2 separate regions of the Homo sapiens genome follow, and region 2 is linked to region 1. The links are chromatin loops, found by intact Hi-C in ENCODE. Cell type or tissue: PC-9. All regions are shown on one strand. Each heading gives the region's core, and the rest is flanking DNA. Links, peaks and the distances in the headings are about the cores only. Region 1 overlaps TXNRD2 (thioredoxin reductase 2). Region 2 has its middle 64 kb from the start of LINC00895.

What was found. A loop is a pair of places that touch in the nucleus more often than their neighbours do. Peaks named below come from ENCODE experiments on the same cell type or tissue, not always from the same donor. Only the 100,000 strongest peaks of a DNase experiment are listed, where the experiment ranks them.
Region 2: it touches region 1 in a loop (8-fold over the local background); 4 of 110 quality-filtered maps call a loop at or near these places.

The regions. Positions count from the first base shown.
Region 1 is chr22:19,897,633-19,913,699 of GRCh38, reverse strand. It overlaps TXNRD2 (thioredoxin reductase 2), which reads left to right. Exons shown (of 18, transcript NM_006440.5): 8 at 2,253-2,323; 9 at 14,632-14,651; 10 at 15,570-15,661. Among named protein-coding and RNA genes, the nearest start is that of COMT, 36 kb to the left of the region's middle. RefSeq lists enhancers at 5,635-6,834, 10,385-11,321. In PC-9, for the core only: CTCF peaks have their summits at 3,376 and 3,576 (motif pointing right); no DNase peak of the experiment used is centred there.
Region 2 is chr22:19,622,739-19,638,805 of GRCh38, reverse strand. It overlaps the pseudogene LOC100129254. Among named protein-coding and RNA genes, the nearest start is that of LINC00895, 64 kb to the right of the region's middle. RefSeq lists a cis regulatory region at 11,224-11,304. In PC-9, for the core only: CTCF peaks have their summits at 6,461 and 8,675 (motif pointing right); no DNase peak of the experiment used is centred there.

The DNA of each region.
Region 1 (16,067 bases), core at 1,371-6,370:
CACAGTGCTGTGCATGCGCCTGGCCTAGGTTCCCAGGAATATGCTGGAACCTTTCAAAGCTCCAGCAGACATCTCATACTTTGGCTTTTCCTTTGAAGCTTTTTGGGCAGTCTGTTGTTGGCTCTAACTGTTACCTATCCCCTCAGGCAGCTGTGAGAAGAAAACCTCAGACAAATGCCCCCAGAGAAAGGCTTTTAGCCCTGGCTGAGCTCCGGTGAAGTTGGATGAAGATGACCCTATAGTTGCTGACTCTGACTCTTCTTTGTGGGGGGGCTTTGAAAGACCCCAGCTGAGTTCTGCTCTCTCTGACACATCACTGTTCAGGGCTGCCGCTGAGGTGGGAGTGGGACCAGAGTGAGTTAAAACACCCTGGAGTTCCCATTCTCACTCAGCTTCAGCTGTTTTTCCTGACTTTAAATGTTCCCTGTGTTGCTGCAAGCCTGTGGTTAATTTCCATAATTCTGAATCTCCCAGTTCTTGCCAGTTTTATCGCTGTTTTTAACAGAGAGGTGAATAACTCCTGGCCCAGTCTTGTGGGTTGTGGGGGCAGAGTTGAGGAAGGGGCCCCGGGGTGAGGGGTTGGGGGGCAGCTGCAGCAGGGAAAGCAAATGGGCTGGGGGTGAGCAGAGAGGTTTGGCTGAGACCAGTCCCCACGGGTCTCCCAGGGAACCGTGTGCCGCCTGCTCCAAGCCTCTAAGTAGGCTGCAGCCAAGCTCTTGAAGACCACGGCTCTCTCGGCCTGGAGGCCACACCACCTCTGACTTAGACCCAGGGGCAGTCCGGTGGAGGCAGAGCAAGGGGAGGTTCTGCCACTTCTTGGATGTGACCCCAGCCTCCACTTCGTCCTGTGCTTACTGTGGAAACAGGGAAAGGAGCGGCCCCGAGGAGCACAAGCACCCCCAGTCCTTAGAGGCCGTGGGACTTGTCTGGCCGCCAGGCAGCCACAGCAGCCTCTAGAGGGGGCAGGTTGCTTATGCACAGAGGTGGGGCTCAGGGCTGCGTGACTTTGTAGGATGACACTGTGCAGTTGTTCAAGGCAGCTGCTGCAGACAGGGTCCCAGTGATCCCCTCTCCTGGCAGCTGGGCTCATGGTGGTTCTGCTTAAAGAAGGCCACAGCCAGCTTCCAGCAGCCCAGCGGTCATTGGGTTTCTCTGAGGCCCCAGGCAGAGCTGCACGTGCATCCGCACCAGGGAGCACTGCACAGGGGCCCTGGCCTGGCCCGGCCCTGCTCTGCACCTCACGGGCAGCTGCTGACGGCTCTTTGGGCTCACAGGGGATCCAGCAGGCGCTCCTGGTCCTTAGGAGGCAGGCAGCTCAGGGCTGCTTCGCTCTCCCTGCCACGCCCTCCCAGGGTGTCTGCCAAGGCTTGCTTGCGTTTTAGTCCCTTTGATTGCCAGACCTTTCGGTTTTCCTTGAGTAAACCTGAGAAATTCCTGACTTTATTTTTTTTTGCCAGTTGGAAGCATAAACTGTTTGAGATCCGCTTCCTCCACCAGCACATCTTGTTCTCATGGCCGCTAAGGGGACGTTCACCCTGGGCCTCCCACCTGCTTGGCCGCCCCTCTTCAGGTGACCTGTATGATTTCTGGGCTCAGAGCCCACCCGGGCCAGCCCTCGAGAGTGTGAAGTCCGTCCTGGCTTCAGCCAGGTGCCCTCAGAGCTGCCCCTCAGTCCCTGCCCACCTCAGCCTGTGGCACTTACCCCCTGTGCCTCCTCTCCTCTGGCTGGCCTTGTAGGCCACCCCTGCCGCGCAGACACACCTGAGCTCTGCTGGCCCTGATTTGCTGACCTGTTCTCTCCCCACTTCCTCTCTCTGAGTTTGGATCCCCCAGAACCCAGGTGTTGCTCCCTGGGGCTGCATGCCCCTGTCTGTTTGATGTGTCTGTCCAGAACCCGGGCAGACTTGAGGGGTCCCAGCTGTCTGCCTGTATGGCCCCTGCAGTTGCTGTACCCACCTCAGGCCCTGTATCCTGCTCTGAACCAGGGTCAAGGGGAGGGTCCTGGGGAACAGAGGGGAAAGGTACCCTGCGAGGGCACCGGGACCTGGAGTGCAGCAGCTTAGATGCAGACAGGCCACCTGCAGCCCCAAAGAGGCCACAGCCTGCAGACAAGGACTGGCAGCAGGGAAGCCCTGTGCATGTGTGCCCTGGGAAAGCTCTGCTTGATTCTGCAAAGCTGGCATCCTCTTTAAGGAAGCCCTAGGACAGGCCAAATGGAGCTCTTGTCCAAGGGGTCATTTCTGTCTTGACAGATCGAAGGTGCCTTGGAATATGGAATCACAAGTGATGACATCTTCTGGCTGAAGGAATCCCCTGGAAAAACGTAAGGCCTGCGCGTGCTTGGTGGGGTCCTCTTTTTGTTCACCAGAGTGAGCACTGGACCCTTAGAGCCTGTGCTGGTGCTGGGCTCCTGGGGCTTTCTTTCCGGTTTACCCAAAAGAAGGAAAAAAGGCCTGTTATTTGTGGCCAGGTGTGGTGGCTCATGCTTGTTAGCCTAGCACTTTGGGAGACTGAGCGGGAGGATTGCTTGAGGCCAGGAGTTCGAGATCAGCATCAGCCTGGGCAATATAGTGAGACCTCTACTCTACAAAAATCTGTTTTGGTTTTTTTTTTGGCTTTTTTTTTTAGGTGAATTCTCACTCTGTCCCCCAAACTGAATTGCAATGGCCCAATCTTGGCTCACTGCAATCCCTGCCTCCCAGGTTCAAGTGATTCTCCTGCTTCAGCCTCCAAAGTAGCTGAAATTACAGGCGCCCACCACCACATCTGGCTAATTTTTGTATTTTTAGTAGAAATGGGGTTTCACCATCTTGGTCAGGCTGGTCTTGAACTCCTGACCTCAGGTGATCCGCCCACCTCGTCCTCCTAAAGTGCTGGGATTACAAGCGTGAGCCACCACACCCAGCCTACAAAAATCTGAAAATATTAACCGAGCATAGTACTGTGCACCTGTAGTCCCAGCTACTTGGGAGGCTTTAGGTGGGAGGATTGCTTGAGCCCAGGAGGTTGAGGCTGCAGTGAGCTGTGATTGCACCACTGCGCTCAGCCTGGGAGAGTGAGACCTTGTCTCAAAACTAAACAATAAACCTGTGACTTGTGCCCCTCTGCAGGGCTGTTGATTTACTCTGTCCTGTGGCTGCCTTGGAGGTAATAACAATAACAGGACTGCCATATAAATGGAGTCAGCTGTTTGTTATCTAGGTCAGTGGTTGTCAAATGGGGTTCCCAGGAGCCCTGGGGTTCCAGTGGGTCCCCTCAAGGACATCAGGGAGAACATTAAGGAGGGGAGAGCCAGCAATCCCTATCCCAGCCCTCATCTAACACCCTCACTGTCTTCTGATTTGTACATTGGGTTTCCCTGAAATCTAGCAAAGACTCCAAAGGCCTCAGAAACAACATCTTGATTGTGGAAGGGAGGCTAGCAGCGTGCAAGTGGCTCTCACTCCCCATGGGAGCAGGTGCAGAGTCACTAAGTGCATTCCGATGCCCACAGAGTGGGCCATCCCGAGGTCCCAGGTCCAGGCAGCTCCTGCCTGTGGGGTGTGGAGACTTCATGTTGGCAGGGAGCAGAGAGACCACCAGAGGGCGGCAGAGGCTTGGTCAATAGCAGTCTCGAGCCTTCCCCAGGAGAAAATATCAGTGGAAAAGGGTCCCACTTCTGTGTGTGCCCGAATGTGCATGGTGTGCGTGCAGATGTGTGTGGTGTGTGTGTGTGAATGGTGTGTGTGGTGTGTGTGTGAGTGGTGTGTGTGTGTGGTGTGTGAGTGGTGTGTGTGTGTGAAGGGTGTGGGTGTGTGGTGTGTGTGTGTGTGAGTGGTGTGTGTGAGTGGTGTGTGTGTGGTGTGTGTGTGAAGGGTGTGGGTGTGTGTGGTGTGTGGTGTGTGTGTGAGTGGTGTGTGTGAGTGGTGTGTGTGTGGTGTGTGTGGTGTGTGTGTGTGAAGGGTGTGGGTGTGTGTGGTGTGTGTGTGAGTGGTGTGTGTGCGTGGTGTGTGTGGTGTGTGTGAGCAGTGTGTGTGAGTAGTGTGTGTGAGTGGTGTGTGTGTGAATGGTGTGTGTATGTGAGTGGTGTGTGAGTGGTGTGTGTGGTGTGTGTGTGTGAGTGGTGTGTGTGGTGTGTGTGTGTGGTGTGTGTATGTGAGTAGTGTGTGAGTGGTTATGTGTGTGTGTGGTGTGTGTGTGTGAGTGGTGTGTGTGTGTGTGAGTGGTGTGTCACATGCTCTGCTTGTCATTGTTTCACACTTCACGGGGCATCTTTGTGTGGGGTCAGGACTGGATTCCCTTGAATGGATGTGGTATAGTTCCTTTGACCTTTCTCTTGTTAATGAGCATCTCAGTAGTTTCTCTTCTTCATCATTATCAATGCTGCAGTGAAAACCTTGGAGGTGCATCTGTTTACCATCAGAAGTGCTTCTGACACATTTTCCCAATTATTCATTGTGATAAAACAGACATAGTATAAAATTTACCACTTTAACCTTTTTTTTTTTTTTTTTTGAAACAGAGTCTCACTCTGTTGCCCAGGCTGGAGTGCAGTGGTGCGATCTCGGCTCACTGCAACCTCTGCCTCCCGGGTTCAAGCGATTCTCCTGTCTCAGCCCTCTGAGTAGCCGGGACTACAGGTGTCTGCCACCACACCCCGCTAATTTTTTGTGTTTTTAGTGGAGATGGGGTTTCACCATGTTGGCCAGGCTGGTCTCAAACTCCTGACCTCAGGTGATCCACCTGCCTTGGCCTTCCAAAGTGCTGGGATTACAGGGGTGAGCCACCACGCCCAGCCCACGTTAACCATTTTTAAGTATACAGTTCAATGGTATTAAATGTATTAATAATGTCGTGAAACCATCACCACTATCCATGTCTGGAACTCTTTTCATCCATGTTGTATCTGCATTTCCTTCTTTTTAAGACTGAGTAATATTCCATTGTACAGGCACACCACATTTTGTTTATCCATTCATCTGTCAGTGGACACCCAAGTTGCCTCTGCTTCTTGGCTGTTGTGAGCAGTGCTGCCGTGAACATAGGTGTGCAAATACCTCTTGAAGACCTTTCAGTTCTTTTGGATGCAAACCCAGAAGTGGGATTGCTGGATCTTATGGTCTTGAGGAACCTCCATCCTGTTCCCAACAGCGCCCACACCATCTTACATTCTCACCAGCAGTTCAGGAGGACTCTGGGCTCCCCACATCCTCGCCAGTGCATGTTGTTTTCTGTTTTTCTTTCTTTAATTTTTATTTTTTCCTTTAAACTGTTTTCTTGATGTTTTCTGTTTTTTTGACAGTGGCCATCCTAGTGGCTGTGAGGTGGTCTTATACGCTTTACAAGGGGAGCTGCCCTTCCGTCTTAACACTTTGTGCTGACAGGCCAATTCCATGTGTACTCTGCCTGCTTCCCTGTCCTTGGTAACTCAGGCATCAGCTTTTTGATAAGACACAAAACAGAAAGGAGCCTCTCCTCCCATACCCCTGGCCTGGGCAGTGGTCACTGCTACCCATGGCGCCCACACTCTCCTGAGAGCAGTCACTGCTACCCACGGCGCCCACACTCTCCTGAGAGCGGTCACTGCTACCCACGGTGCACCCACACTCTCCTGAGAGCAGTCACTGCTACCCACGGCGCCCACACTCTCCTGAGAGCGGTCACTGCTACCCACGGCGCCCACACTCTCCTGAGAACGGTCACTGCTCCCCACGGCGCCCACACTCTCCTGAGAGCTGTCACTGCTACCCACGGCGCCCACACTCTCCTGAGAGCTGTCACTGCTACCCATGGTGTGCCCACACTCTCCTGAGAGCGGTCACTGCTACCCACGGCGCCCACACTCTCCTGAGAGCGGTCACTGCTACCCATGGCGCCCACACTCTCCTGAGAGCGGTCACTGCTACCCACGGTGCCCACACTCTCCTGAGAGCGGTCACTGCTACCCACGGCGCCCACACTCTCCTGAGAGCGGTCGCTGCTACCCATGGTGCGCCCACACTCTCCTGAGAGCGGTCACTGCTACCCACGGCGCCCACACTCTCCTGAGAGCGGTCACTGCTACTCATGGTGCGCCCACACTCTCCTGAGAGCGGTCACTGCTATCCACGGCGCCCACACTCCTGAGAGCGGTCACTGCTACCCACGGCGCCCACACTCTCCTGAGAGCGGTCACTGCTACCCACGGCGCCCACACTCTCCTGAGAGCGGTCACTGCTACCCACGGTGCACCCACACTCTCCTGAGAGCGGTCACTGCTACTCACAGCGCCCACACTCTCCTGAGAGCGGTCACTGCTACTTACGGTGCGCCCACACTCTCCTGAGAGCGGTCACTGCTACCCACGGTGCCCACACTCTCCTGAGAGCGGTCACTGCTACTTACGGTGCCCACACTCTCCTGAGAGCGGTCACTGCTATCCACGGCGCCCACACCCTCCTGAGAGCGGTCACTGCTACCCACGGCGCCCACACTCTCCTGAGAGCGGTCACTGCTACTCACGGCGCCCACACTCTCCTGAGAGCGGTCACTGCTACTCATGGTGCGCCCACACTCTCCTGAGAGCGGTCAGTGCTACCCATGGTGCCCACACTCTCCTGAGAGCCGTCACTGCTACCCATGGCGCCCACACTCTCCTGAGAGCCGTCACTGCTATCCACGGCGCCCACACTCTCCTGAGAGCGGTCACTGCTACTTACGGTGCGCCCACACTCTCCTGAGAGCGGTCACTGCTACCCACGGTGCCCACACTCTCCTGAGAGCGGTCACTGCTACTTACGGTGCCCACACTCTCCTGAGAGCCGTCACTGCTATCCACGGCGCCCACACCCTCCTGAGAGCGGTCACTGCTACCCACGGCGCCCACACTCTCCTGAGAGTGGTCACTGCTACCCACGGCGCCCACACTCTCCTGAGACTGTGCTGAGCTTGTGCTGGTTTCCATCGACTGCCTGCTGCCTTCCATTGGACCCACTGATCGTGGTTTGTCTTTGGACTTGGTGATAGTATTTCATGCAGAAATTTTAAGTTTTTCTGTTGTCACACCAATCACTTTTTCCTGTTATGCCATAATTTCTGGGTTATCTGTTTTTTTATCTTTGAGACAGGGTCTTGCTCTGTCGCCCAGGCTGGAGTGCAGTGGTGCGATCATGGCTCGCTGCAGCCTTGATCTCCTGGATTCAAGCAATTCTCCTGCCTCAGCCTCCTGAGTAGCTGGGATTACAGGCGCTCGCCACCACGCCCAGCTAATGATTATTTTTTTTAGGGCAAGGACTCGCTATGTGGCCCAGGCTAGTCTTGAACTCCTGGGCTCAAGTGATCACCCTGGCCCCTCAAAGTGCTGGGATTACAGGTGTGAGCTACGGCACCCAGACTGTTTTTTTAATCTTTGACTATCTGCTGAGTTACACATGATCTGACTCTGTTTGCATTTGCTGTGATCAGTGGTCTTTTCACACATTTACCTGAAAAGCCTCGTGTCACAGCCTCATTTGAGATGAGCGTGTCTGTGAGCATGCCCATGTGTGCTGCACAAATCGCCAGCATGGTCCTTGTCCACTTTCACGTCTGGCTTTTCTCTTCTCTTATCTCTTCTTACCCTCCAGCTGGTTTGTGTATTAGGGATGTGATCCTCTGTCGCTTGTGGTGCAGATTTTCTCAGCTTCTAGTGTCTTTTAACTTGTGTGATGTACAAATGGTTTAAGTTTTTTTTAATGTAACTTAAATCTTTTACACTTAGTGGCTTTTTGATTTATTGCATGTTCAGAAAGGCCTGCCCCACCCCCAAGATTTTTTTTTTTTTTTTTTAAGCCCTGTATTTTCCTTATGGGCGTCCACAAGTCGGATTTTCTTTTACTTCCTTGGGCTGGCTGCACTTCTTCTGCGGTGTGGTGGAGATGGGTTGCCCGGGCCCCAGTGCCCATCTCGAGGCACTGTTCTCACTCGGCGTCCTGAGTTCTGCCTGTGCCTCTGGTTGTCTTTCACGTAGGCTTCTCTGGGTGGAGTCTGGATGCCCCTCCAGCCCCTGCAGGATGCTTTGTCTGCTGGACCTTCAGGGAAATGGCCTTGGATGTCTGGCAGCCCCAGGATGTCTGCTGGGCCCCTCGATGTACTGGGGTCTTCGGTGACGGTCACTGCAGCCCAGCACTTTCACCACCCTCGTTGTGCCTGTTCCCCTCAGAGGCTGCCCGCTTGGGCCTGGGGAGGGGGCCCGGTGCTCTGGGTGCCCTGGCCTTGCTGTCTCCCTAGCAAGGTGGCTGGGGCTTGGGGAGCGCTCCTCTGCAACCCTGTGCTGGGGGCAGCTGGCTCGGCCGGGAAGACACAGCTCCAGATATTTTGTTCAGAAAAGAAACTGCAGTGTTTATTTTCTTCAGAAAAAAAACATTTAGAAGATTTTTTTTAAAGCTCTTTCGTTTAGAAGGAATCTAGGTATGTTATTGTTTAAGAAAAAAAGTGTTTGCAATGTATCAGTCACCCGTTTCATTCTGAGCATGATTTATGTGAGGAAATGGTTTTTTTAAAAATTAAGCTGGAGATATATCCCTGTACGATGCTTCTGTGAAAATGCGGCTTTTGTCCGGCGCTGTTAATGCAAGTTGTAACAGTGTAATATGGGAGTCAGTGTTTACATGTTACATTCCTCTGCTGCAGTCAAAATAAGCCCGGAGGGTCTACAGTAGCATTTCTGTATTTTATCAGCTTGGGCTGGGGCTGAGGGGAGGCCTCCACTCACACTTGGAGGGGCTGTTTCTGCCAGATTTATTTGCCTTATAAATATTCCCCATGTTTATTTTAACTCGCCTTTAAAATGGAGCTGAAATTAATATGGACCCCGGGGCTGCTCCCCTGGCCCCTGAGTGCCTCCCGTAGTCGGGTGGGACATTTCTACCTGGTCCCATCCTGGAGGCCAGGTGCGCAACTCACGGTGCCTGGCATCACAGTGCCCCTCCTGCAGTGGGCACTCTGTCCCCTGGTTGGCTCCTCCACCAAGGAGGCTCCCTGTCCCCCTGGCCCCAGGCCCTCGGTGGGCTCTGCGGCGTGCACGAGGCCTCCCTCGTCCCTCTCTACTACAGGCACAGGCTGCCACCAGGAACTCCTTTCAGCGCACGTCTGTGTGGGGCCCACTGCCGGGAGCTCCAGATCTGGCGAGTGGTGCCCACAGTGGGGCCTGGGACCCAGCCTGCAAGGTCGTACCATGCCACTTTTGCCCCAGAGAGGCCACTCAGGCATCACAGTGCACCTCGGGCCCCAAGTTGGGAGCCCCCTTCCTCCTTTGTTTGCATCCAGGTCTTAGGGAGCCCAGGGCTGGACAGATGGCAGAGGCAGGGGGATCGTGTCCAAGCTCAGTCAAGGGGAGACAGAATTAAACAGTGCACTTCACTAAACAGCCATATGCTGGCAAAATGGGGCCATACCTGTTGACCAGAGTGGGCTGAGCACCTGGTTTGTAACCTAGGAGGGTGAGGAAGACGTGCAGAAAACTCAGAAAACTCCTGAAAAAGCAGTGTGAGCTTGTGGGTGGGTGAGCAGGACCCTTGAGTGCACTGGGGTGGGGCGGGGGACGTTCTGGCTGCCCCACTCCCATAGCCACGCCCTGGCGCAAGGGACTGTCCTCCCAGTCTTGGTGGGGACCCTGGGAAGGACTCCAGGTCGGCTCCTGCTCCGCCTCTGCCATGCAGATGCCCGCCTTGTGCCAGCCCGTTTGCCTTTTCTGCTGTGTTGTGTCTTTCCTTCTCTGGAACTGCAAGACAGGTTGAAGAAGAGAGGAGGTTTCTGGGGAGGTACAGTGACCCTGGGCAGGCAGTGGAGCCCCTCTGGGAACAATGGCCACTGCAGGGAGGCAGGGGTGCGGAGGGGCACGTGACCCCAAATGACTAGGCTCAGAGGGGGCATGCAGCCTTGCAAACCAAACCTTCCATTCCACAGAGCAAGCCCCCGGCAGGTGGAGGAATGTGGAAGGCGAGGATGGTGAGCCCACACCGGGGAGCTCCTTTACAGAGGCAGGCACTGGGGGTCGGGATCCAAGTGCAGCCAAGAGGAGCCCGAGGCCCAGAGGGGCCTGGCAATTAAGGGGGGCCAAGGAGCTGAGCTCCAACTCCAGTCCCACAGCCGCACAATCTTCCTGCCACTTCCTGACCTGGAGGGCTGCCTCCACCGGGAAGCCTCCGCACCCGGCAGGGACTTGGGCCCCGCCAGTGTGCCTTGTCTCTGCCTCTTGCACACCCACGGCCCTGGGCTTCGTCTTCTCCCTCAGTGCCAGGTTTTGGAGCTCAGGTGCCCTAACCCCAATATAGGGAATTGTGGTCCCTCTATTCTAGTCCTCCCTCTTGCTGTGTCTGTAGGTCCGCTTTCTGCAAAGCAGGGCTCTGAGCTGGCAACACTGGGATGGGGCCGAGGGCGTGAATGAGACCGCAGCCTCCTCTCAGGTCCGATAACGGAGGTACTGCTTCCCGGAAACAACCAGGGTCTGCCTGTTCCTGCTGCCAGCTCTGTAGCCCCTGCCCAGGTCCCCGTGGGGGTTTACAGAGCATGGGGCCAGCCTCTCCTGCAGCTGCCAGGCTGGCTCAGGGGCTGACCAGCCCACACACTGGGCCCTGGGGGAGGGGCTGCAGCCAGCCAGGCCTGTCCACCCTCTGAGGCTGCTCCACCAGCCTGCTGCTGTCTGTCCTCGCACTCCTGGGGCTCCAAGAGGCAGAGTGTTTTTATAACTTGGGCTGGTTTAAGGCTGCCTGTCAGTGTGTCATGGAAAGAGCTTTTATTTGACCCTTAGGAAGTCCGGAAGCCAGCCAGGTACTGCGATCATTTTTCTCTCTTCCTAAGCACAAGAGGGAAGAAGATAAATTTTATCTTGGGAAGAACCACAGCCATTTGGGAGAAAATTTAATTTAAGTGGCACATTCCGCTGGTGTGATGGGATGTCCTTGTGTTCAGCAATAGGGAGACCAGCTGTCCTCCTGGGGCTTGTTACCAGACTGCAAAGCCCCCGCCACCTCTCTGTGTGCGTCCCTGTGGCTAAGACATGACAAGGTAGGGCTTTCAGTGGCATTTGTTACAGGGCCAGCACACAGAGGCTCCGGCCCAGCATCTGCCCCTGAGGGGTTGGGTGGGGCGGCGGGGTTCCAGCCAAGCCGGGGAAGGAGGCCTTCGTAGCACCCCCAGCCCTGTGCTGCCTCCCTGGGGCATCTGCAGCTTGGCGGCCCATCTGGTATTTCCTGGGCTGGCAGGACCTCCAAGGGGCCAGGTGCCTCCCATGAGACTCACTTTGTGTGAGTATTCCCTCTGGAGAGCAGGCCTTCAAGCTCAAGAGGCAGATGGATTGCTCTTTAAGCCTAGGCTTCGTGGGCCTGAATTAATGCTTTTGTTTCTGCTTCCTCCCCCCATTCCAATTTTGAACAAGAAAGCCTGCCCTGTGATTAGGCTCATCCTGCAGTAGTTATTATGCCTCTTTGGAAAATGTTTGCACACCAAAAAGCACAGAGAGCTGAGCTGCTGGGATCACATGGAAAACTGATTTTTATTTGTTTTGTTTTGTTTGTTTTAGAGACAGGGTCTCACTCTGTTTCCCGGGCTGGAGTGCAGCTTACTGCAGCCTCAAACTCCTAGGCTCAAGTGATCCTCCTTCCTCAGCCTCCCGAGTAGCCGGGACTACAGGTGCATACCACCATGCCCCAGTAATTTTTTTAGTTTGTAGAGATGGGGACAAGCTGTATTGCTCAGGCTGGTCTTGAACTCCCGGGCTCAAGCAGTCTGTCCACCTTGGCCTCCCAGAGTGCTGGGATTGCACACATGACCCACCGCACCCAACCTCTGGGTCTTTTAATGCAGCGGTAAGTTGAGTGGTTCCAGCCCCCTACCCCCAGGTCCTGTGAGCTGGTCCCCTGACTTCTGTGGCCAGCACCTCTGACTTCCTGTGGCCAGTCATGGCTTGAGTTGGTTGCTGCACCACGTTCCTGTCTGTCCCTACCCCTGCTGGGCCGTGAATGGCCTGAAGAAGGTGTCTGTAGGTCCCTGTCTTTGGGTACTCTCTATCCCTGTGATCTGGAGGCTTTGGTGTCTGTCTTATTTTGCTCGGGCATTTTTTTACTTTAGCTGGTCTGAACGGAGTTCTCTGTTGGAATTCTCGTATCCTGCATTCTTCAAAGGGTAAACATTCACATAATTTGATCAATGCGGGGAGGCGTACAGTGAAAACCAATGCTGTCAATAATCCTTGCTCATGACAACAAGAAGAGGCCCAAAATGACCCTCCACACGAGCGAGACGTGAGCTTTTGTTGAGAGATTTCAGCCGAACACATAGGGTCAAGGATGCCCACTCGGGAATATGCCCACTGCACCCACCTCCTCCTAGCTGTACCCTCAGTTGCTGATTCAGAGCTGGCAGCTGAGGGATGGGGGCACCTGTGACTTTGAAGGTGGCCCTTGAGGCGGGAGCTTCTCCTGTGCCCCGTGGGTGCCAGGACAGGAGGCCCGGGCACTGGGGGACTCCGAGGGAGGGCCTGGAGAGTCACCTGCCCCCGCTCCAATCCAGGCCTGGTGGGTCAGCATCGTGTAGGAGGTGGGGATGTACACGTCGGTGGCAGAGACAGCAAACATTTGTGGCAAAATCAGGAGGGTGTGTTGCTGTATCCCTAGCAATGAGCTAGGAGGCCCGGAGAGCAGCCTGGCCCCCATCCTGCAGCTGCAGGGCCCATTCCTGGAGAAGGGTTGGCCTTCAGGGCCAGGAAGGCCCTGACGTGCAGGGGCCCAGCTGCCCACAGAGGGGATGCATTGGCCTCACTCTGCCAGTGCCTGCACAGCCCAGCAGGAAGCATCTAGCCCATGCACAGCCACCTCTGGGAGCAGGGGGCAAAGGGCACCACACAATGGGCTCTCGCCCAGTTACACCCTTGCATTTAGGGCAGGATATGCAAAGCAGCAGAGTTCTGTTTATATTTGCAGTAACTCATAACTTCATATCTTTTTTTTTTTTTTGTGATGGAGTCTTGCTCTGTTGCCCAGGCTGGAGTGCAGTGACACGATCTTGGCTCACTGCAAGCTCCACCTCCTGGGTTTACACCATTCTCCTGTCTCGGCCTCCCCAGCAGCTGGGACTACAGGCGCACATCGCCATGCTCAGCTAATTTTTTGTATTTTTAGTAGAGATGGGGTTTCACCATGTTAGCCAGGATGGTCTCGATCTCCTGACCTCGTGATCTGCCTGCTTCGGCCTCCCAAAGTGCTGGGATTACAGGCGTGAGCCACCGCACCTGGCCATAACTTCATATCTTAAACAAAAGCTTGTACCTTTCACTGCATATAGCAAGTCCAAAAAGAGTTTGGTTTCGCCATTTTGGAAGTGCACTTCCGTGTAGAGATGTGTATGTGGTGCCTATGTGTGTGTGCATGTGTGGAAGTGCGTGCATACCGTGGTGCCTGTTTCCCAAGTGTTGCCGGCCCTGAGCGGGGCTGGGAATGCATCTCTGCAATCCTGCTTGGCTGGGGGTCCCAGGGTCCCCCTTCGCTGTCCTCACATGCTGAGTGAGGCATGTAACCACCTTGTGCTCAGCCGGCCAACAGAGCTCTGTCTGCTCACCCTAATCCTGACAGTGGTGCGGTTCTGTCCCCAGCCACAGTGAGGAAGCTGCATGCCAGATGCTTCCCGCAGGGCACCTGCAGAATGATTCCAAGGGATACACCGTGTTTTGAAATGGAATTATATCATTAGTACCTGCTGGGATTAGCAATGACATTGGGCTTATCCGTCCTTACATCACCTCCTCTTGTTCAAAGACTGAAGGGTAATGTGGGAGCCCACCCACGTGCAGCTGCCCCGCTGGGAGTTCTTGTTCGTGTTAGGTTCTGTGCCCGTTTGCATGTGTGTGCATGCATGTGTCTACATGAGTGTGTGCATATGTATATATGAATGAATGTACCCATGCGAGTATGTGCGTGTGTGTGTACATTTGTGCCCGTGTAAGAGTATGTGCATGCAGGTGTGTGGCATGTGTGCACATACAAGTGTGCGTGAGTACATGTGCATGCAAAACACATGTGGAGTGTGGGGTTGAACAATAGAGGGTTTTCACTACAAGAGCAAATATTTCCAATGACTGCTGGTCGCAGTGTCCTGTGCTGCCTCCCTTGTCCCTGGGGTCCTTCAGTCCCCTCTCTGGGGAGCTGGCCCTCCTGGCCCTGCGCCTAGCTGTGATAGGGTTGGATGTGCCTCTGGCACATGGAAGGGCCCAGCCTTCTGTGGTCTTGAGAGTGCTTTGCTCAGATGATGTCTTCCCTTGCGGTCTGGTGGCCTCCCCATCCTGCCAAGCATCTCCCAGCTTCCACCCTAGCCCAGGAGGCCCCGGGGGGAGAGAAGGAAAGCCATGTGCTGCTCTGGTGGATGTTTCTCCATGCCTCCGGGTGCCTTCCAGGGGACAGGTACCACTTGTCACTGACACACACGCCCTTCACCACCAGGCGATTTGCTGATTCACAACATGCTTGACAGTGTAGCCTTGGAAAGTGGGCTTTGTCCCCTGGGGCAAGCTGTTTGAACAGTAACCTTGGAGCCCACGAGCTGACCAAGGGCCTGGGCAAAGGCTGCGGGGTTCTGCTCTGACTGCACTTGGTCAATAAGGGCCTCAGCTTTACATGTGCTCTCTCTCTGTTTCTCTAACAGGTTGGTGGTCGGGGCCAGCTGTATCCTTTGCAAGCGTGCAGGTGGCCGTCCTGGGAACTGGACACTCCTTCCCTTGAGTCCCTCCCTGCCACCCGCCCTTCCGGCAGGCTCTTTGCTGCCTCAGATCGGCACTTACTGGGCCTCTCGGCGTGGAGGATCTACTGTGCCTGGGGACAGTTTGAGGCTGACCTCTGGCCAGGGATTCCTGGAGGCTCTTCCTGAGCTGGGACAGCTGGACATGGCCATGAGGCAGCTGGGCTGTCCTCCCTCAAGAGCAGCCCCAGCCTGGACCCATTGCTTCAGAAGGGACAATTAGACAGGGAGGGTCAGGAGAGGAGCTGCAGGAGGGCCTGGGGTCAAGGGGACATCTGAGGGAGATGAAAGTCCCTGGCCGGGCGCGGTGGCTCATGCCTGTAGTCCCAGCTACTTGGGAGGCTGAGGCAGGGGAACCGCTTGAACCTGGGAGGCAGACGTTGCTGTGAGCTGAGATCATGCCACTGCACTCCAGCCTAGGCAACAGAATGAGACTCCATCTCAAAAAAAAAAAAAAAAAAAAAAGCCCCAAGCCGCTGGCTGAGAGCACAGGTGGAAGAAAGCAGCTGCCTGGCATCTCCCGTGGCTGAGGTCCTCCCTGAACCAGCCACTCCTCTCCATCCCAACTGGAATCCACCAGGATGCAGGCCTCGCCCTGGAGCCGGGATGGACAGCACATGGGAGCAGAGGCCAGAGGCCGGCCTAGTCCGTGGGTGCTGCTTGGCGGCTCCTTGCTAACCCCAGCCTGTGCACTTGAGATGTGGAGGTGGGGGTCTTGAGTTGGGAGCCTCCTCCAGGGCCAGCCATGGATGGGTGGGGTGTGGGCTGTGGCACAGGGCCCTGGGGTGTTGTCCCATCATTTCCAAAATTGGGATCTACAGTGCTCCTTAGCTGGCACCCCACAGATGTGGCCCTGGAGTGTGCTGGCTTCCTCACCGGGATTGGGCTGGACACCACCATCATGATGCGCAGCATCCCCCTCCGCGGCTTCGACCAGGTAGTGCTGGAGGCCCCAGCTCCCGCCCCTGTGGCTCTGAGGCCTTCCTCCCACAGCCCCCTCCCAGGCAGGTGCAGTGCAGTCATGGGCCACGAGTGATGCCTGAATCTTTAGAGATAACCCTTGAATTGGATGAGGAGGTTGTCCAGGAAATATGCAGACACTCGGCCGGAGCGAGGGAGGAGGGTGGCAGTGGGGCGCACAGCTGCACAGAGGCCTCCAGCCGACCACAGGCACAGTGAAGGGAGGCTCAGCCCAGCCTTGTGCCGGCAGAGCAGGTCACCCTCCGGGTCGTCCCATTAGTAAGAGGCCGGTGTGTGCTGCAGAAGTGTTAGCCCCACCTCAGAGACCCCCAACTCCCTGCTCTCCCCTTGCCTGTCCCCTCTGAGGGAGTGGGGGTGAAATA
Region 2 (16,067 bases), core at 5,560-10,559, 280 kb after region 1:
TCCCTGTTAACAGAACTCCACTCACTGCCTCTGTGAACCTTGCGCCCCCCCTCCCCCAGCCCTGCCCTGCCTTGCACCCCATCAGCACCTTCCGGCTTCCTGGAGGCCTGGGGCCTTGCAGTGCCTCCTCCCGCACATTTCACTGAAGAGGGACTTGCTGGGTTGTGGGCTCCTGAAGACACCCCTGCAGGGAGAGGAGACTCTGGAACTCACCAAGGCCGTGGGCAGTCTCCTGGCTGAGCATGAGGTCTGCTCCAAGCTGGAAAAGCCTTGGCCAGCACAGCACCCTGGGTAGGAACTATTCCATGCCTGCCATTTGTATGTTAGGAGAATCACAAGGTCATCACCTGGCATGCTTAGGTTGAAAAAGAATAACTGCAAAGGGAAGAGGTTAGGAAAAGACCTACTAGAAGTGCTATGTCACCTTCCCATATTCAAGAGCAGGTGCCTGAGATTCTGCTAATTCATGGAGCAAGGAGCCTGAGACCCAGCCCATGCAGGATGCTGGTCCAGATGTCCCTGACTGAGTGCCAGAGCGAACACTGGCACGCTGCAGCTCCTGGCCACTGCCCATGGCTCCTACTCACTGCCTGGGGCCCCTGGCCACTGCCTGGGCTTCCTGTCCACTGCCCAGGGCTCTTGGCTGCTTCCCAGGCCCCCTGACCACTGCCTGGGGCTCCTCCTCACTGCCCTGGGCTCCTGACCACTGCCTGGGGCTCCTCCTCACTGCCCAGGGCTCCTGACCACTGCCTGGGGGTCCTGCGCACTGCCTGGGGCTCCTTTTGTGCCTCCTGGAAGAGCAAAGTCATTGCTTTTGTTACAAGTTCATTGTAGTCACAGAGGTTCCCATTTTTTTCAGAACTTTCTTCTGGATGCAGACACAGTGCTCTTCCTTCCCTGGGGTCCCTCGGGCCCTTCCCCACACATGCTCTGCCGGCATGGCTGAGGGTGCACAGGATGCAGAGCTGAGTGAAATGCACCCCCTGCCTTTGAGGTGCTGAACGTGGCAGAGAATCTCCCCCCCCACCCCCACGGTGCAGATGCTGCATGGGAGGACAGACATGGCACATGGCTGTCTGGCCCAAGACAAGGCCGTGGATGAGGCCTAGGAGAGAAGAGGTAGGGAGGGCATCGAGCTCGGCTTTGCAGACCAAGCAGGGTCTCACCGGAGAGCACGTGGGGCAGGAGGGAGTCAGCCTGGCCCTGTGGCCTCAATCTCAATTCTGTTCAGGAGCCCTCTGCTTAGCACAGCTCAGGGGTGTCAGGTTCGGGCCTCCACCCAGTTCGGGTGACCCCTGTCCCCTGCCAGTGACTGCTGAGGACACAGTTCTGTGATTCAGTCCTGTGCAAGCCATAGGGAAGCCTACCACGGGGCTTCTAGAATGTACTCTCTATTGACGAAGAGAGCCATGGGAAGAGATGGCCTCTTCTTCCTGGGACACCATCACATCTGGTGTGAAGACTGAAATGGCAGCTGAGGAAAGCCAGCTGAGGATGGCAGAGCACAGATACGAAGATACTCTTGATGTCGTCATGGGTCCAAAGAGTCAGGGGCCTCCCACCCTGGGCTTCCCCAATATGAGGCCTAAACGCCTTTGCTGTGTGAGCAAGGGAGGCGAGGTTCTTCCTGCTGCCATGGGCAGCCAAGCCTATACAGCAGACATGAGAAACAGATTTCCTGAGGCCAGATCACAGGTTGTGCAGGGGTGTGGCTAGGCACGGAAGCATGAAGTAGGGCAAGGTGGGAGGGACCCAGAAAGACCTGGGATCATGCTCTTTGGGAATCAGGACCCACAGAGGGCTGCTCGGGGCTGGCCTGAGCAGCGGCTCAGGTGGGAGGACGCTTAGAGACCTGGGGCTGTGGGGTCAGAGGTCACAGAGAGCAGGGACAGGATATAGGAACTGAAGGTGGCCTTGAACTCCCGGGGTAGAGCCTGGATGTGCATGGACAGAGGAACGGGGCCCAGGGCATCCTTCTAAGGCTGATGCTTGAGTCGGTTCGTAGGTGAAAGAGATTTAAGATGCGAGAGATGAGGCAAGGGAGGCCGGTGTTTGTGGGGCGAGGCTCACGGAGAAGGGACTGGCCTGGGTTCTCTTTCACTGGACCCGAAGCTGCCAGAGGGATCCGGTGAAGAAGGGAGGAAGCTTGGTCCTTCACTCTTTCCTGGGCATCTGCCGCATGCCGAACCCTGTTCTAGAGGAAGGGTCCGGAACTGTTTTCTGTGCGGGGCCAGAGAGAATATGTTTCAGACCTTGCAGGAGAAGAGCCAAAACTGGAGATACCATGTAGGTACTTACATCACAAGAGACAAACACATTTCCACACAATTTTTATTGATGAAATTCAAATATAATAAGAGTACAGTTTTTCATAAGATAGGTCTACTAATGAGAAGAATGGAATTGTTTTTAATTAAGTTATTTAAATTGTGGTAGAATACGCATAACATTCACCACTCTGACCATTTCTAAGCATGCAGTTCAGGGGCAATAAGTGCATTCACATTCGGCTCTCACCACACCCACCTCCAGAGCTTTGTCATTGTGTAAAACCGAGACTGTCCCATTAGATGCCAATGCTCCATCCCCACCTCCCCAGCCCCTGGCAACCACCGTTCTGCTTTCTGTCTCTATGGGTTTGACCACACATGGCACCTCATATAAATGGAATCATACGGTATTTGTCTTTTGTGTGATTGGCTTATTTCACTGAGCATAATGACCTCAAGGTTCATCAATATTAGGGCATGTATCAGAATTCCTTTCCTTTTTGAGGCTAAATTTTCCAGTGTATGTATAAACCACACTTCGTTCATCTGTTCTTCTGTTGACTGACACTTAGGTTGCTCCTCCCCAAGCAACCCAGGTTAGGTTGGCTGTTGTGAATGATGCTGCTGTGAACATGGGTGTGCAGGTACCTCCTGGAGACCTTGCTTTTCAAACCTTTCCGGCATACTGACAAATAAAACTGCTGGATCACGTGGTCATTCTAGTTTATTTATTTTTTTGAAACAGGGTCTTGCTGTCACCCAGGCTGGAGTGCAGTGGTACAATCATGGCTCACTGCAAAATTGAACCCCTTGGCTCAAGTGATCCTGTTGCCTCAGCCTCCTGAGTAGCCAGGACCACAGGTGCATATCACCTTGTCTGGCTAATTTTTTTTTTTTCTTTTGTAGAGACAGGGTCTCACTATATTACCCAGGCTGGTCTTGAACTCCTGGCCTCAAGTGATCCTCCCGCCTCAGCCTCCCAAAGTGGTAGGATTACAGGTGTGAGCCACCTTGCCTGGCCCTATTTTTAATTTTTTGAGGAATCCCCATACTGTACCATTTTGCATTCCCATGAACAGTGCACAAGGGTTCTAATTTCCCACTACCTCATCAACACTTGTTATCCTTGGAATTCCTCTTGTGTGCACAGGAGAAACTTTTTGCTTAATCAAGATTCAAAACTAGTGTTCCCTGTCATCAAGTTGAAATGTTCTTCTGTTAGCGCTGGTCTGTAGTGAGATTTTACGTGTTTCTCTTTTCTTTATGCTCAAAGATTTTCTTTCTTTTCAACTTCTATTTCTCTTAGGCCCTTGTCTATTTGCTCCTGTCTTTCTTGTTTAATATTCATCTCTGAAATGATATTTAAATATTCATTACAACCCTTTCCTAATTTCTTGCCATTCATTTTCAATTTTTTAAAAGTTTTAAGTTCAGAGAAATGTATGTATGTTGTCACGTATCTTGTATCAGTTTCTTGTTTAAAGTTTGTTTGGACATGATGATTAGGGCATAGTTTTCATCCATTTTACATTATTCGTCCTATTTTCTTTTTTCTTGTAATACACTTATAATCCTTTGCATAGGATTTGACCTTGAAATTTGCGTCCTTAAACTTAAAGGAGGGTGCCCCTTCTCTGCGGCCTGCCAGCATCTGTTGCGCTCCTCTGCTCGTTCTGCAGTCCGCCGTCTCCTTCTCCTTGCGTCCTCGTTCTCCTCTGCTTGGTGTTATCTTCCCCTCCCCATCCCGCTGCCATGTCCCCCAGTCTCCCCCAGCACTCCCCCCACCACACATGCCAACCCCTCATGGATTCGCCCCGAGGCCGCGGCCTCCCCTCACTAGGTTGTAAATTCCAACATGGGCTTTGGTTTCACTACCTGGGTTCTGGTTGCCCCCTCTATTTTTATAGAGAATTCAGGGGAAATCAAAATCAAAATCAATAACTTCCTCACCCTGCTCACCTTGTCAGAAGTTCCTCTTGCTTTCAAAAGGCTGTGCCCCTCCTCTGGGAAGCCCGGGGCTTAGGTCTTTAGTCTTTGGGATCGGCTGGGCTCCCGGGCCTGCAGCGGAACCTCTTCCCCTTGGTTTCCTGAGCTAGGAATGGTTGTGTGCCCGATGCCACTGCCTGAGGGTGCACGCAGAAAGCGCTGGGCGTTTGGAAGCTGGCAAGGGCCATTAAGTTTTGCTCACCACTGCCATTCAGTCATGATTTATCTACAAATACTGGCTCCTGAAGGACAGAATCCGTGTGTGTTAGTCTGCTGGGGCTGCCATGATGAAGTACCACAGGCTGGGCGCCTTAAACAACAGACACCTACTCCTTGCAGTCCTGGAGGCTGGAAGGGTTGGTCCTTCTCAGGCCTCTCTCCCTGGCTTGTCAATGGCCGTTCTCTCCCTGCGTTCTCACGGGGTCTTTCCTTTTCCTCTGTGCCTGTCTGGGTCCTAATCTCTTCTTCTCCTTCTTTGAGACAGGGTTTTGCTCTGTCATCCAGGCTGCAGCACAGTCGCATGATCGTAGCTCACTGCAGGGCTCAAATGATCCTCCCACCTCTGCCTCCCAAGTAGCTGGGACTACAGGCATAGTCCCAGGCTAATTTTTGAATTTTTTGTAGAGACAGGGTCTTGCTATATTGCCCAGGCTGGTCTTGAATTCCTGGGCTCAAGTGACCCTGCTACCTCAGCCTTCTGAGTAGCTGTGACTACAGATATACAAGACCACACCTGGCTAACTTTTTTTTGGTAGAAATGGGATCTCACTCTGCTGTTCAGGCTAGTCTCAAACTCCTGGGCTCAAGCGATCCTCCCATTTTGGCCTCCCAAAGCACTGGGATTATAGGCCTAATCTCTTCTTCTTATAAGAACACTTGCCATGACTTCTGGTGTGTGTTGCCAAGGTGCGGGCCTGGTGGGCCACAGGGGCAACATTATTGCCATCGTCCTCTCCCTCTGTCCCGGGGGTCGAGATGTCAGGACTCAGCTCTCCAGAGACGGAGGGCTGTCGTAACCTACTTGGGCTACTGGACAATGAGGAGATTCATGGCCCTGTGCAGCACCGTCACCAATTGCCTGGTGCAGCCCAAAGACCACCAATGTAAGGGCAGACCTGTGCCATGGAACACAGCCACTCCTTCCCAAGCCTCATGCTGACCCCAGGTCACTGGAGCCTGGGAGTGGAGGGGGTTCGGGGCCTAGAACCCAGTTAGTCTCAGACCCCGCTTAGGCAGAATCCTGGGGAATCCCTGCCACCATGGCAGATCCACTGCTCTGAAACTGATACGGAAATGCTGAGAAGGGAGAAGCATGGTCCCTTTAAATGATACGGAAGGGGGTAAGGGAAGTGCCAAGGGAAGTGCGGGTATAGGAGGGCGTTTTCTGACCCTGCTACCTCAGCCTTCTCAGTAGCTGTGACTACAGGTACACAACACCACACCTGGTTAATTTTTTTGGTAGAAACAGGATCTTATTGTGTTGTCCAGGCTAGTCTCAAACTCCTGGGCTCAAGTGATCCTCCCACTTTGGCCTCCCAAAGCAAAGACCGTTTCTTACTAAGGCTCCACCCCCACGGACCTAAGTGAGGACAGGCATTTCCTGCCTTACATTTTCCAAGACCGCTCTTGCTGCCACGCCCCATCGGGCGCCTATAAAAACCCAGACCCTAGCAAGGCAGAGACAGGAGCGGCTGGACGTGGAGAGGAGCACACTGGCGGAGGAATCCACAAGTGGCCGGCTGGCGAGAGGAATGCGCCCACAGGCACAGGCATGCCACTGATCGCGGAATGACGTGGAGTTTGGCCGGGAGTCGGAAGAGTGTCTGGGCCACCCAGCTGCCCCACTCCAGGGGAAAACCATCTGTCTTCTGGTTCCCCCATCTGCTGAGAGCTACTTCCACTCAATAAAACCTTGCACCCATTATCCAAGCTCATGTGTGATCCGACTCTTCCGGTACACCAAGGCAAGAACCCGGGATACAGAAAGCCCTCTGTCCACGCGACAAGTAGAGGGTCTAATTGAGCTGGTTAACACAAGCCGCCTATAGACAGCAAAACTAAAAGAACAAACAGTAGCATACGCCAACTGGGGCTTCAGCTGTAAACATTCATCTCTAGACCCTGCTGTGGGGCCTGAGCCCCACAACCTGCCCATCTGTATGCCCCCTCTAGCGGTGGGAGAAGCAGGACACAGAAGAAACGAGCCACACCCCCATCCCACACCCTGCAAGGCGGACAAAGGAACCTTTCCCGTTTCGGAACCACTACACAGGCTTAGGCAGCTGGGCCCGCCAGGAGGTGGTGGCAGTGACAATGGCGCAGCTTCCGGGATTATCCATGTCATGGGCAGCACTTGCTGATTTGAGGATTTGGAGCACCTTTCATGTAATGTTAGTGGACAGTCCAAGGGCAGAACTTCTGAGGCGTAAAAACGTCCACCTTTCTGGTCACATTTAAGTACTTGGCAACACCAGGGGGTGGTTGTTATACCTCCAGTTACTAAAAAACACAGTCTTATTTAGCGTATAAAAGCAATCACAGCCAAAATTGAAGGAAACACCAGAGCCAGTTACAAAGACAGAGGACATCCAGCTCTTTCGACAGCAGGCAAAAGATTAAAAAGCTGAAAAGGTTGATTTTCATTGCCTGGGAGAATTCTGTCACCGGGTCTTTGGACTTCTTAATTCTCACAATTCTTTCCTGGGACCACCTCAAGATGAATGGGAACCACAGCATGATGTCCAGCTTAGATTCTATTACAACAAGTCAGAACAAAACGTGATAGACTCAGCTTAGATTCTATTACAACAAGTCAGAACAAAACGTGATAGACTGGCTGGGTGTGGTGGCTCACACCAGCACTTTGGGAGGCTGAGGTGGGTGGATCACTTGAGGTCAGGAGTTTGAGACCAGCCTGGCCAACATGGTGAAACCCCATCTCTGCTAAAAATACAAAAATTAGCCAGGTGTGGTGGCACATGCCTGTGGTCCCAACTACTCGGAAGGCTGAGTCAGGGAATCACTTGAACCTGGGAGGCAGAGGCTGCAGTGCCCCGAGATCACGCCACTGCACTCCAGCCTGGACAACCAAGCAAGACTCTGTCTCAAAAAAAAAAAAAAAAGAGGTCAGGCGCGGTGACTCACGCCTGTAATCCCAGCACTTTGGGAGGCCGAGGCGGGCGGATCACGAGGTCAGGAGATCAACACCATCTTGGCTAACGCAATGAAACACCGTCTCTACTAAAAATACAAACAATTAGCCGGGCGTGGTGGTGGGCACCTATAGTCCCCTACTGGGAAGGCTAAGGCAGGAGAATGGCGTGAACCCGGGAGGTGGAGCTTGCAGTGAGCCGAGATCATGCCACTGCACTCCAGCCTGGGCAACAGAGCGAGACTCCGTCAAAAAAAAAAAAAAAAAAGGGATGGACTACCATGGGACAGAAATCATGAGTCTCCGTTTGCCGTCACTAGTAAAAGAAGAATTTCTTTTTCTCAGCCCAATGTAGAAATGTACTTCTTCTCTTCATGGGCTGGTGATGGTTGGAACTGCTGGGAACTGCTGGGACATCGAGGGAACACTTGCTTGGGCATTTTTGAACAAAGTTTTGGGCTCACCTGCTGCCCTTTTGTGGAGAATACTTGGAAAATCAAATTTATCAACCTGAGAATTGTTGGAGACAGTTCCCTTGCTCCTGGAATTACTGAAACCAGCTGTTACATTTGAACAAGGTGGTCTAGAGGCCTTTCATAATATAATCACCTTACATGGCACCAACACAGTGCAACATCACGTAAAGTAGGCATTGGTGGTGGAACTGGAGAACAAGCTTTATGTAGTGGAAATGAGGCACCGCTGAACAAACGAGAACTGGGTTTACCTGACCCCCTAAAGCACTGAGCACCGTCAGCCTAAAATATCTATACAGAAACACTTCCAAATACATCAGTAATGTCTAAGTGATTTCAGATGTGAGGATTGACCTATTTTAGTTGAAATAACTTTCTGAACTCTAGACTTAACATATTCTGTGAATACTTACCTATTTTTACCTGAGTCGCAGCAAATGTTCTGAAATGTTCTGAAAGCTTAACACAAATAAATCTCACTTTAGATGTTATAGAAAAAAAGAAGAAGAAGAAGAAGACCCGTCATACGGGATCAGGGCCCACACTAATGACCTCATTTTAATTCATTCAGGTCTTTACAGACCCTGTCTCCAAATACAGCCACATTCTAAGGGAGCAGGGCTTAGGACTTCAACAAGTGAATTTGGGGGAACACAGTACAGCCCATAACAACGTTGTAATTCATTTCATATGCTCGCAGCACCTAACACATAACACACATACACACATATATACCAAAACACGACACCTGTCTGCAAACCGCCCTTCCCCAGTGAGTGTCCTTGAGCAAGCTCGCCCACCCCCCGTCCTCATCTCTCCACTAGAGGGCAGCAAGCACCCATTAAAGAGGGCCCAGGCCTTTGCAAGGCGGCCACACTCAGCCACATTTTTGGTTGTTGCATATCACAAGCTGGAGGTTCTGAATTTTCTCTCTTGTTCCATGCCATGCTAATGCAACTTAAGGTCCCTGCAGGCCCCGCATCATTAACATGGGGTGGGGGCCCCTCTCTTGTCCTCAGTGAGGGGAGAGAACCTGGGGTCCCCAGGGTCCCCGTCTGTGAGTCCGTGGTCTGCACACACACCCTGCTGAACAGGCACTGTGTCTGCAGCTGGATGGGATCAGAGGTGCAGGAGAAATTCTACAAAGATTCAGAGAAGCCAGTGAACTCCAGTAGTCGTTTTACTGATTCCCTGCAATAAGACAGGGGAAGGGGCACCTCTGTTTCCTTTTCTCCTCCCATCCCAAATTTCTGGAGCCTCCAGCCTCCATTCTCCTCTCCAGCCAAGGGCTGTGAGGCGCTGCCTCTCTTTGGATGACTGCTCTGTGTAATGCTCGGAGTGCACTGATCGGTCACATGACAGTCGGGCAATTAGGAGACGCAGGAGAGTCCCCGGCCCCCACTATGATGCTTCTCCCTGCAGAATGCATCTTCTCCTCCCCTCACCACCCTCCTCAGCGGTGCTCTGCCAGGAGGACTACTGGAAACGAGCAGCCCTGGGCTCTCTGCTTCACAGCCAAGGGGGGACGTTGCCGGGTGGGAACCTTCAGCTCCTGTGCGGTGATATTCAATCCTGGTTCCAACAAGGGGCGGGTTTCCACCTTACACCATCAGGGCGCACACTGCTCCCATAAGAAAAGAGATCACCAGGGATTAAAAAATATAGGTAGAAGGAATAAGTTCTAGTATTTGAAAGTAGAGTAGGAAAGTTATAGTTAACGATAATGAATTGTGTATTTCTGGGGTTGTTTTGTTTTGTTTTGAGACGGAGTCTCACTCTGTTGCCCAGGCTGGAGTGCAGTGGCACAATCTCAGCTCACTGCAACCTCCGTCTCCCAGGTTCAAGAGATTCTCCTGCCTTAGCCTCCTGAGTAGCTGGGATTACAGGTGCCTGCCACTGCGCCCAGCTAATTTTTTGTATTTTTTAGTAGAGACGGGGTTTCACCATGTTGGCTAAGCTGGTCTCGAACTCCTGATCTCAGGTGATCCACCTGTCTCAGTCTCCCAAAGTGCTGGGATTACAGGCATGAGCCACCACGCCCGGACTGTATATTTCAAAATAACTAGAATTGGAATGTTCCCAACACAAAGAAAAAACAAATGTTTGAGGAGATGAATAACCCAACGACCCTGATTAGAACATTATAGATTATATACATGTATCAAAATATCATATGTGCCCCAAAATATGCACAATTCTGAAATATCAATAAAAAAGAAAAGAGATCTATTACACAGCAGGGTGACTACAGTCGATAATAATAAGGTGTCGAACATCAACAGACGAATGGGTGAAGCCAATGTGGTACAAATACACCGTGGAGTACTACGAAGCCATGAAAAAAGAGTGAGATCCTATCATTTGCAACAGCATGGATGGAATTGGAGATCATTATGTTAAGTGAAATAAGCCAGGCACAGAAAGACAAATTTTACTCATTTGTGGGAGCTGAAATTAAAATTCCCAAAGACACCTTTCACACGTCTGAAAGCCCCCTTCTAACCACTTCATTCACAGCAGCATCATTCTCAACAGCCAAAAGGAGGGACCCACCCAGTGTCTCTCCACGGATGAGTGGAAAAACAAAATGTGGTGTAAACCTGCCATGGAGTATCATTCCGCCTTTGACAGGAAGGAACTTCTGACACAGGCCACAATATGGATGAAACGACATTCTGCTGAGTAAAACCAACCAGACACAAAAGTTGCATGACTCCAATTATAAGAGTCGTCAAATTCCCAGAGACAGAAAGTAGAATCGTGGTTGCCAGGGGCTGGGAGAAGAAGACATGGGGAGTTTAATGGGCACAGAATTACAGTTTAGGAAGATGAAGACCTTCTGGAAATGGGCAGTGGTGCTGGTTGTACAACAGTGTTAATGTACTTAATACCACAGAACTGTACACTTTAAAATGGTTAGAAAGAATGGTAAATTTTGGCCGGGTGCGGTGGCTCACGCCTGTAATCCCAGCACTTTGGGAGGCCGAGGCGGGCGGATCAATAGGTCAGGAGATCAAGACCATTTTGGCTAACACAATGAAACCCCGTCTCTACTAAAAATACAAAAAATTAGCCAGGCGCGGTGGCGGGCGCCTATAGTCCCCTGCTCGGGAGGCTGACGCAGGAGAATGGCGTGAACACGGGAGGCGGAGCTTGCAGTGAGCCGAGAGAACGCCACTGCAGTCCCGCCTGGGCGAAAGAGCGAGACTCCGTCTGAAAAGAAAAGAAAAGAAAAGGAAGAATGGTAAATTTTATGTTATGTAGTTATGTATATTTTACCATGATTTAAAAAAATGACCACGAAAGTTACCCCTTCCAAATGGCAGCACTCCATCAGGAAGGGAGCTTCGAGGCCCAGGGGCTGGCATCAAACCACCCAGCTTGACAAGGGATTCTGCACCCTGGAAGAAGACACACGGCCGGCAGCAATGGTCCCAGGACTGGCGCACGCCATTGGGGAGCATCACGCCCAGGCGCAAGAGGGACAAGGCCTGGTGCCCTGGAGCCTCCTCAGCTCTGACCAGGCTTCCTTCTCCCAGAGACAGGGTGAAGCTGGCCTGGACACGGCCTGGGGTGCCCTCCATGACAGAGCGTTCACATACTTTCACGCTACAGGTTTGCTCCCGCCCCTGCCCCTTCCCCGTCAAAGTTCCTACAGCTGCCATGGGCTCTGCCGCGACCAAACAGAAGACCCAGCCCATAAGCCCATCTTGCCATCTGGCATCCTGCTCCAACACTGGGGCAAGGCAGAGTCTTGGCAAAGTGAAGCAGAAGACAGGCTTGGGGGATGGAGGAAGTAGACCCCATTTGCAGAGCCTGTGCTTTGCAAATGCTTCTCCCTGATGGCAGCTCTGGACTGTCAATCTGTACCTACATCCCTGTCCTAGGGCTTCCCCAAGGTCCCCATGGGTGGCATTCAGGGCACTCAGGAGCTTGGATGGGAGAAAAAGCATCTTTATTTTCACTAAGGTTTAGCATTTTCTCCATCTCTGAATGTAAGCGACACACATCAGCAGTTCTAAGGGGTCCACAGAGCTCATCAGGCTATGCAAGTCTCCATGGTGCCCCAAAAGGTTAAAGACTGCTATGCCTTAGAGCAGCGGTCCCCAGCCTTTTGGCACCAGGGACTGGTTTTGTGGAACACAATTTTTCCACAGACCGAGGGTGGAGTGGTGGTTTTGTGATGATTCAAGTGCATTACATTTTTATTGTGCACTTTACTTCTGTTATTATTATATTCTCATTATGACATCGTTATTACATTGTAATATATAATGAAATAACTATACAATTCACCATAATGTAGCATCAGTGGGAGCCCTGGGCTTGTTTTCCTGCAACTAGATGGTCCCATCTGGGGGCGATGGGAGACAGTGACAGATCAGCAGGCATTCGATTCTCGTGAGCACACAGCCTGGATCCCCCACATGCACAGTTCACAATAGGGTTTGTGCTCCTATGGGAATATAATGCCGCTGCTGATCTGATGGGAGGCAGAGTTCAGGGGGTAATTCAAGCAGTGAGCAGCTGTTACAGATGAAGCTTCATTTGCTTGCCTGCGCCTTACCTCCTACTGTGTGGCCCATTCCTGTGACCCCAGGGGTTGGGGACCCCTGCTCTAGAGCATTTGCAAGGAAACAGGAGGCTTGGAAAGGAGTGATTTTCCTAAACAGTGGGTCAGGAGATCAGCAGTGTGCACGCTCAGGTCAGTAGGATAGCAGACCCCAGGGAGGATGGGGCTGTAAGCCAAGAGGTACTCCAGGGAGGCAAGGTCCATTCCTGCAAATGCACCCCCCACGCAGGCTGTAGGGTCCAGGAGAGGAGGATGTCCAGGTGGTGGGAATGGGAACAAGCATGATCTTTCATCTGTGTTAAATTGATAGCAAGGGTGACTTTGCTCCATGCCAGCCAGGAGCAGGGGTCACCTGGTAGCAATAAGAACCTCCCTCCAAGACTCTTGGCCCTGGCCCAGGTGGCGGGAGGGAAGGCTGGAGGGCCATGAGACTGGTGGGCAGGGAAGAGGCCTGGCCTCCTCTGTGGCCAGGGCTGTTGGGGAAACACCTTCACCTGGGCAGCCTGAGATGATCACGGCAAGAGCTCCAGCTGCTCTCACCCTGGGCAGGGTCCCTGCACACACTGTATCTTTAGAGGTCCCTTCAGGACCCTGGTTTGCTGCCTCACAGTGTCATCAGAGCCAGGGGAGGACAGGAGAAGTGAGCACACCGTTGCTGGGAGGTGCATCCTGCCAAGCCCAGCCCGTGGCTCTGATGCCCACGGGCTCCAGCATGCAGTCCAGAGTGCAGAGGCTGTGTGCAGCAGGGGTGTGACAGGCCCCTGGGTGGGCTGACGGGAGGCCCCACCCACCCATACACACCTGGGGTGCTCGGGGGTGGGGGGTTGCTGGTAGGGTCCTGGCCTGAAGCCTGCGAGGCCTGGATGTCAGGCCAGGCTCTGGGGGTGGGCCGGGGATGCCTCTGGGCACCTGCTGCCGCCTCCATACACTACTGACTGTCTCATGTGGCCTCTGGCCATTGCCCTGCTGTCTCTGTTCCCGGAAAGTGGTCCCAATTCAGATCCCAAGAGAGGGTTCTTGGATCTCGAGGAAGAAAGAATTAGGGGCGAGTCCATAGAGTAAAGTGAAAGCAAGTTTATTAAGAAAGTGAAGGAATAAAGAATGGCTGCTCCATGGTCAGAGCAGCCCTGAGGGATGCTGGTTGCTTTTTTTTTTGTTTTTTGTTTTTTTTTAATTTGAGACGGAGTCTCGCTCTGTTGCCAGGCTGGAGTGCAGTGGCACGATCTCAGCTCACTGCAACCTCCACCTCCCGGGTTCAAGCAATTCCCCTACCTCAGCCTCCGGAGTAGCTGGGACTACAGGTGCGCACCACCATACCCAACTAATTTTTTCTGCATTTTAGTAGAGTTGGGTTTCACCATGTTGGCCAGGATGGTCTTGATCTCCTGACCTTGTGATCCGCCCGCCTCGGCCTCCCAAAGTGGTGGGATTACAGACGTGAGCCACCATGCCCGGCCTCGGTTGCTTATTTTTATGGTTTCTTCTTGATTATATGCTAAACAAGGGGTGGGTTATTCATGCCTCCCTTTTTTAGACCATACAGAGTAACTTCCTGACATTGCCATGGCATTTGTAAATTGTCAAATTGTTGACAGTTTGAGAGTGTAGCAGTGAGAATGACCAGAGGTCATTCTCATCACCATCTTGGTTTTGATGGCTTTTTAGCCTGCTTCTTTACTGCAACCTGTTTTAATCTGCAAGGTCTTTATGACCTGTATCTTGCAGCAACCTCCTATCTCATCCTGTGACTTAGAATGCCTAACCGGAGGGGCCAGGAGTGGTGGCTCACACCTGTAATCCCAGTACTTTCGGAGGCCACGGTGGGTGGATTACCTGAGGCCAGGAGTTCGAGACCAGCCTGGCCAACATGGCGAAACCCCGTCTCTACTAAAAATACAAAACTTAGCCAGGCGTGGTCATGCACACCTGTAGTCCCAGCTACTCAGGAGGCTAAGGTAGGAGAATTGCTTGAACCTGGGTGGTGGTAGTTGCAGTGAGCCAAGATCACGCCATTACACCCCAGCCTGGGAAACCGAGTGAGACTCCGTCTCAAAAAAAAAAAAAAAAAAAAAAAAAAAGACTGTCTGAGAATGCAGCCCAGTAAGTCTCAGCCTTATTTTACCTAGCCCCTATTCAAGATGGAGTTGCTCTGGTTCAAGTGCCTCTGACATCTCTGACATCTCTACTTTATAGGTAAAGACCTTGAGGGCTGTCTAGTGTTCCTAAGCACAAACAGGCTGTGATGAGCCGGATGTGGTGGCGTGTGCCTGTGGTCCCAGCTACTTGGGAGGCTGAGGTGGGCAATCACTTGAGCCCAGGAGGTCAAGGCTGCAGTGACCTGTGATCATGCCACTGCCCTCCAACCTGAGTGACAGAACAAGATCCCCATCTCTTAAAAAAAAAAAAAAAAGGCCGAGTGTGGTGGCTTACGCCTGTAATCCCAGCACTTTGGGAGGCTGAGGCGGGTGGATCATGAGGTTAAGAGTTTGAGACCATCCTGGCCGACATGGTGAAACCCTGTCTCTCCTAAAAATACAAAAATTAGCCGGGCGTGGTGGCAGGCACCTGTCATCCCAGCTGCTCGGGAGGCTGAGGCAGGAGAACCGCTTGAACCCGCCACTACACTCCAGCTTGGCAACAAAGCGAGACTCCATCTCAAAAAAAAAAAAGGCTGCAATGAACTGTATGCGGAAAATATGTGTGTTAGATGAGCTGCGTTCAGGCAAGAGTTATGGTGTTGCTGGTGGTGAATACATTAAAGAAGCAATAATATATATTAAAGTGTCTTTCAACAGAAACAGACACACAACAAGGTTATGTATGGATTAGTGAATGAAATGTTGCAAACAGAAGCTCTCACAAGCTTGTATTTCCCCTGGAGCAATGGTTCTGTACTTTCTGGTTAAAAGGTTTAAGATGAGACAGTTCTGAGCAATGATTCTAAATGTCTGCCACATCTCAGACAAGAAACACTTCTCCCTGGAGCACCAGAAAGCACTTAGGATAAGAGGCAGACCCATGTCTCTTCCCCAGGGACTCCTTTCTCCTCTGGAGTCCCTGGAGCACTATGCACACACAACACGCTGCGCTGCATCCCCTTCTCCCTTCCTCCAGCCTCCAGAACCCCCGAGTCCAAAGCCTTGGCTTCAGTGGTCTGTGCCCCAGCATGCCAGCTGGGCAGAGACATTTTTCCTCTTCTCTAAGAGTTAGGAGACAACGTCATTTTAACAAAAGCAGGACACCTGACTCCTTTAAGAGGGCTCGCTGACGACCATAACTACTGAAAATAAAGGAACGTTTCCATGTGAAAGATGCTACTTCCAGAGGAATTGCACTTGACCCCTGGCAGGTGGGGCTGCCAGAGCTGTCTCGGGAGGTCTGCGGGGGTGGGGGGCGCACACACACACACACACACACACACACACACACACACACACACACGGGTCAGATGGGGAGGAGCATGGGATGGGGCTGTCAGCAGGAAGGGTGTGCAGGGGGCAAAGGCGTGTTGTAGGGTCTGGGCTCCTCATCACTGGAGGGGCCTGGGCAGCCTTGGACGCCACCACTTCTGCTTCTGGGAGGTTACAGAGGGATTCCAATGCTGAGCCCCC